Regions from separate parts of the Homo sapiens genome. Here region 1 is linked to region 2. Evidence: read pairs that join two places in POLR2A ChIA-PET (ENCODE). Cell type or tissue: PC-9. All regions are shown on one strand. Each heading gives the region's core, and the rest is flanking DNA. Links, peaks and the distances in the headings are about the cores only.

Region 1 (3,121 bases), core at 359-2,858, 190 kb before region 2:
CTGGTTGAGATGGAGGCAAGGAAACAGAGTTCTTCAATATTGATCAGGTAAACCTGTCAGGCCTAAGCAACCGTTTAGATGTAGGACATGAAAAAATGAGAAGGATGCCGGGCGCAATGGCTCACACCTGTAATTCCAGCACTGTGGGAGGCCAAGGCGGATGGATCGTTTGAAGTTAGGAGTTCGAGATTAGCCTGACCAACATGGTGAAACCCCTTCTCTACTAAACATACAAAAAAATTTAGCTGAGCATGGTGGCCTGTAATCCAGCTACTTGAGAGGGTGAGGCAGGAGAATCACTTGAGCCTGGGAGGCAGAGGTTGCAGTGAGCCAAGATTGTGCCACTGCACCCCAGCCTGGGTGACAGAGAAAGACTCCGTCTAAAAAAAAAAAAAAAAAAAGGAAGGATGGAGGAAAACTCTCTAATATATGGCTTAGGTAGCAAAATAGATGTACCACTCACTGAGAAAAAAAAATGCAGGAGAAAAAGCAGGTTGGGTGAAAGATAATGAGTGGTCTTTTAGAATGATGGGGTTGTAGTGCAATCCCTTCTTTGGTAATATCGCCAGCAGGGGGAGTCTGGAGCTGGAGCAGAGGCTGGGCTGGAGATTGGGACTTGGGAATGAGTGACACCTGGGTGGTCAATGAAGCTATCATCGCCACTAAGATTGACAATTAATCAGCTATCAAGTATTTAGTGAGCACCTACCAAGTGTCAGGCTATACGGCAAGTCGTGAAGGAATTTTCTTCTTAATGGGAGCATGAAAAAAAAATCTTCAAGCAAATAAAATGATTTCAAATACTGATGACAGGGGCAATAAACAAGTTAAAATAAAGTCATGGGATACAAAGTAATGAAGGTGAGGAGGTAGTGATGGCAGAGATTGCTTTAGCTATGGTTGAAGTGAAAACTGAATAAAAAGGACACAGTCCTGTGAAAATCTGATGAAGATCCTTTCAATCAAAAAATTGTAAGTCATTAGGTCCTGAGATGGGAGTAGACTTGGTGTGAGGACAGGTGAAAGGTCAAGGTGGCCATAATAAATGAATGAAGCAGAGTGAAGAGAGGTAAGTGAGCTAGGTTGGTTCACATAGGGAGAAGGCTGGGTTTAATCCCCAGGGAACTTGCGTAAATTGAGAAGAACGGAAGGCTGAGGAAAGATCCCTGGGAAACACCAGCCTGAAGGATAAAAGGAATGTGGTATCACAGAAAGGGTAGACTTTGGAGAAGCAAGTGATAAGTTCTCCAGCAGCAGTGAATTACTTTAATGTTTGTAACGGAGAACAGCTCCTGTTTCATAAAGGATAGAACAAGCAAATTAGCTGGTGAGCATCTTTCCACTCCCTCACAGCCCACTCATAAGCTAAAGGCCCCAGAAGACTGTTTGTCCTGCCACAGGTTCCTTAGTTTCCTCTTCCAATATAATGGCTTCAGTTTACATGGTAATATATACAGCAGCATTGAGTCAATCTCCACAAGACTGTTTTAAGATAGCTGCAAAAAAATACTTCAGTGCTATACGCCATCATTGAGCAGATGAGAAAATGGTAATACACAGATGCCAAACAGCTTTTCCAAGCCAATAATGGCCTATGCTAAAAATACCATCCCTGTCTCCTTGTTCCAAGGTTATTTTTCATTTTGCATCTAGCTAAGCCTCTGTTTGGGGAAAGCTACCATTAGAAGTTTTATGGATTGTCAAACCACACTGCTGGACTGGAACCATAAACCACCTCTCTTGATCCACAGGCACAACACTTCGCTTGGATGTCTGGGATGGATGGAAGGAATTTCTGATGGGTTGTCTCCTTGGACAAAAACTTAAAGTCCAACGCTACTTATCAAAAGAAGGACCAGTACTCAAGTATGAGAAATTAATTTTAAATTAACTTAGCAAGTGCTGTGATTTTTACTAAACTTCCATCATACCTTGAGCCTGCAATTCACTCACTCTACAGCTGGGGTGCTGCTCTATGCCAGTTCCACTTAGTATGTCTCAACCAAATATTATTATTGACATATTTGTTGGAACAAAACAGCAGGGATGCCATCAGGACTGATAGTCTTGCGATTCAGGTAGACTTTCCTCAGGAAATACTAACTACAATTAACCTTTGAACAATGCAGGGGTTAGGGATGCCAACTCCCCATACAGTTGAAAATTCCCATATAACTTTTGACTTCCCCAAAACTTAGCTACTAATAGCCTACCATTGACCAGAAGCCTTACTGATAACACAGTCAATTAACACGTTGTGTATATGTATTATATACCATATTCTTACAATAAAGTAAGCTACAGAAAAGAAAATATTAAGAAAATCATAAGGAAAAGAAAATATATTTCCTAGTCATTAAGTGGATGTGGATCATTATAAAGGTCTTCAATCTTCAGGTTGAATAAGGCTGAGGGGGAGAAAGAGGAGAAGGGGTTTGTCTTGCTGTCTCAGGTGTGGCAGAGGTGGAAGAAAATCCCCAAACTGAACCCTGACAGTTCAAACTCATGTTGTTCAAAGGTCATTAAATGGTGATTAAATGGGTGACTTCGATTTGGTTTAGATATGAGACTTTCAGCAACATTTTTAAAGACTATCAGAATAAATACAGACAGTCCACAACTTATGATGGTTCAACTTAGATTTTTCAACTTACAATGGTGTAAAAGTGATATTAATTCAGTAGAAACCAAACTTCCAGTGCCCATAAAACAATTCTTTTTCATTTTCAGTACAGCATTCAATAAATTATAGGATATATTCAACAGTACATTATAATATAGGCTTTGTGTTAGATGATTTTGCCCAACTGTATGCTAATTAAGGTAGGCTAGACTAAGATTTGATGTTCAGTAGATTAGGTGTATTAAATGCATTTTAGACTTATGATACTTTCAGCGTATGATGGTTTTTATCAAGACGTAACTCTATAATAAGTCAAAGGACGTCTGTATCTTGCCAATTTCACATTCAGTTATTCTTTAAGAAAACACTTGTTAATTGGCTGAAAACATTGGCCACGTCTTCCTAAGCTCACATGTAATTTTTCAAACTGCATTTATTACCAGCATTCACACTTTTGCTATACATAAAGTGTAACGGGTATAGCTGGGGCAGGAGGAG
Region 2 (3,121 bases), core at 201-2,700:
GCTGATGGGGAGGCCAGTCTGAGGGGAGGGTGACTTGGAGGGTGGGAGTGCCACCCCACCAATTTCAAAACATTTTAACCCCAAACACACAATTTACCTGTTAAATAAAATGGCTTTCTACATTTGCGTCTTTCTGGAGGAAAATATTAATCCATGAGGGAAAACTGATTTCACACGACATGGTTTTTCATAACCTACCATTTCCAGCCAAATATCTTCTCAGAGACGTGGTGACCTTTCTTGCCCCTTAGCAAACTCCATGCTTTTGTCCAACCTGGGCAGTTCTCTAAGCAGAGACTCATAATGTAATTGGAGGCCAGGAATTGGTTGGTCTTTCTGGGACTGAGAGAAGGAGGCTGTCTGGGAAGTAGTGGTCCAAGGGGCTCTTGAAGGAAGGGGAAAAAGCCCACTCCCGCTTATATTTGTTACAGGTACCGTTAACCCCACATACCACCAGGGCTCTCCATGGGAAGCACTTGTAGAGGATTTTTCTTTTTTTTAAGTCGAGGAAAAAAATGTTTACTGTCAAGAAAAGCTTTTCTTCCCCGTAGGAACTGCTATTCTTTTTCTTTATAAACAGCATGGGATCAGGTGATTGATTCCATTTGTCCCCTGATTTGAGCCACACGAAGATAGGAGCCAAAAGTGTAGTTTATCTTCAGGAACTCTTTTTGTTTGTTTGTTTGTTTGTTCTTTGAGACTGAGTTTCTCTCTTGTTGCCCAGGCTGGAGTGCAATGGTGCGATCTCGGCTCACCACAATCTCCGCCTCCTGGGTTCAAGCAATTCTCCTGCCTCAGCCTCCTGAGTAGCTGGGATTACAGGCATGTGCCACCACAGCCGGCTAATTTTGTATTTTTAGTAGAGACAGGGCTTCTCCATGTTGGTCAGGCTGGTCTCGAACTCCCAACCTCAGGTGATCTGCCCACCTCGGCCTCCCAAAGTGCTGCTTATACCTTATGACCTGTGTATTCATGCATCAATTTTCTTTTTTGTCTTTTTGTACCTTCATTAGTATTTTTGTTTTTACTGGTTGTGAAAACAATACATAATCACTGCTAAAAATCTGGAAAGTACAAAGCAGTTTAGATAAGAAAAAAAAAATTACCAGTGAGCCTGTTATTTGCATATATCACCATAAATAGTTTGATATGTTTCTTTTTCCTTTTTTGTTCCATTTTCAAATATGAAACCTGTACAGTGTATGTATTTATACAATACACATATATAGGCAGGTTAAATATATTTGTATATGTGTGTGCATTTCCAAGGGAAGTTATACTTTTAAAACAGCAGAGAGTTTTTCTTGAAGTAGACTAAGCAAGGGAGTGAAGCCAGGAAGGAGGTGGGAGTAGCGGGGAAGTGGGGATTAATCTAGCTAAATTGTGGGTCCTGGCAAACACTGAGATTACACTGTGAAATACGAGAAAGGAAATGACTCAGTAACATTGAGAGAGGGAGCAGAGATGAGACAGCAGAGTGAAAGAGTGAATGGCGTATCCTGGGTTTGGGAAGTGGTGGGAAGTAGGGGGAGCTGGAGCCTGAGGCACTAAGTGATTAGAACAATAGGAGAATTTAGTTTTCAGATGAAATCATCAAGGCTGTATTAAGTGCCTCTTGTGAGCAATAGCTCACTCTTACTTGTTGCATTCAGCCTGGGAGCCACTCTTGACACCATGTTAGCGCAGCCTTACAGCTGATGTCAGGTCGACTGGTCTGCAGAGCCAGGAATTTGGGCTTTCTTCTCAGAGTTGTTTTGGAGCAATGAGAACTGCTCACTTAAGAAAGGCTCCCTCTTGTACTCCAGCCTTTGGGGAATGCTGTGAGTGACACTTTTAATTAACAAATCCACTGGGAACAAAACTCCTTTAAATGTGTTGGCTGGGTGTGGAGTTTGAAGGGTGGGCCGTGGAGGCTCCCACTGCACTGCAGGAGTGCTGGGACTTCAAGCCATGGGTAAGCTCGGTCAGAACTGTCAGGATGAGGTCCACCCAGAAGGCCCCACACTCTGTCCCAGGGGATTTAGGCTGGCAAGCTGTGCTGGCACTCCTGGGGCAAGATGAGCTCATCTGCCACTTCAGATGCTGGGCTTCCTATGCTAGATGTTCCTGCTCTTGCCGCATTCAGGAGCCACAGCCCACTTGTTCAGAACGGGAGGGGAGAGTGGGGGACGAGCATTTAGGAATGCATCATTCCAGCTCCTGTATTATTCCTAGAGCTGGTAGCTGAAATTCTGACCACGGAAGTGTCCTTGAACATCTTCCAGCAAATGATGTATATTTCCACATCTCACCGGGGCCTGTGCTGATGTTGGTTCTAGCACAGCATCAATATCCATGATGTCAGAGAGTCTAAGAAAGGTTTATGAAAGAGAGAAGGATTCTTTTCCTTCTGGTACCAGAGTGAAAACTATTTATGTAGCACATGTCTGCCTTGGAAAACATGCTGCTTTAATAGAATGAGTTCTGAAGGAATAATCAAAGCATTTCTTAGGTCTAATTATTTTGCTAAAGGGAGTTACTTAATTTTGACATCCTCATCAATTAGTTCCTCACTTGGAAGGCCTGTGACAAGCCTGAGGCTGGCTATGAGTTTCCACCTGCCCAGAAGTTGATGGATTTTATGAAAGCTTTAAACAGAACTACAATTGTGAAACTGAAAGTGTAAACTAAAACTATTGTTTTTATTATTATTTACTTTATACTTAGGGAAATGATTTTCATCTCTTTACTTCAGTATTTCCCCATCTTTTTTTTTTGGGGGGGATGGAGTCTCACTCTGCTGCCTAGGCTGGAGTGCAGTGGCATGATCCCAACTCACTGCAACCTCCACCTCCCGGGTTCAAGCGATTCTCCTGTCTCAGCCTCCCGAGTAGCTGGGGTTACACGCGTGCATCACCATGCCGGCTACTTTTTATATTTTTAATAGAGCTGGGGTTTCACCATGTTGGCCAGGCTGGTCTCGAACTCTTGACCTGTGGTGATCCACCCGCCTCGGCCTCCCAAAGTGCTGGGATTAGAGGCGTGAGCCACCGCCCCCGGCCTTTTTTTTTTTTTTTTTAATCACATTTATTCTAAAACCTTAGACCTTTAGACCCAAGTTTTCACGCAAGGCAATGGATGA

The links. Peaks named below come from ENCODE experiments on the same cell type or tissue, not always from the same donor. Only the 100,000 strongest peaks of a DNase experiment are listed, where the experiment ranks them.
Region 1: POLR2A ChIA-PET joins it to region 2 with 16 read pairs; 2 of 35 experiments call an interaction of 5 or more read pairs at or near these places.

The regions. Positions count from the first base shown.
Region 1 is chr3:149,769,305-149,772,425 of GRCh38, reverse strand. ANKUB1 (ankyrin repeat and ubiquitin domain containing 1) reads left to right here. Exons shown (of 6, transcript NM_001144960.3): 4 at 1,752-1,866. Among named protein-coding and RNA genes, the nearest start is that of COMMD2, 18 kb to the right of the region's middle. In PC-9, for the core only: a CTCF peak has its summit at 546 (motif pointing right); no DNase peak of the experiment used is centred there.
Region 2 is chr3:149,574,733-149,577,853 of GRCh38, reverse strand. All of the region lies in intron 2 of WWTR1 (WW domain containing transcription regulator 1), which reads left to right. Among named protein-coding and RNA genes, the nearest start is that of WWTR1-IT1, 76 kb to the left of the region's middle. RefSeq lists enhancers at 1,805-2,431, 2,432-3,058, 3,059-3,121. In PC-9, for the core only: no CTCF peak of the experiment used is centred there; a DNase peak (open chromatin) is centred at 1,493; H3K4me3 peaks cover 1,014 bases; H3K27ac peaks cover 2,500 bases.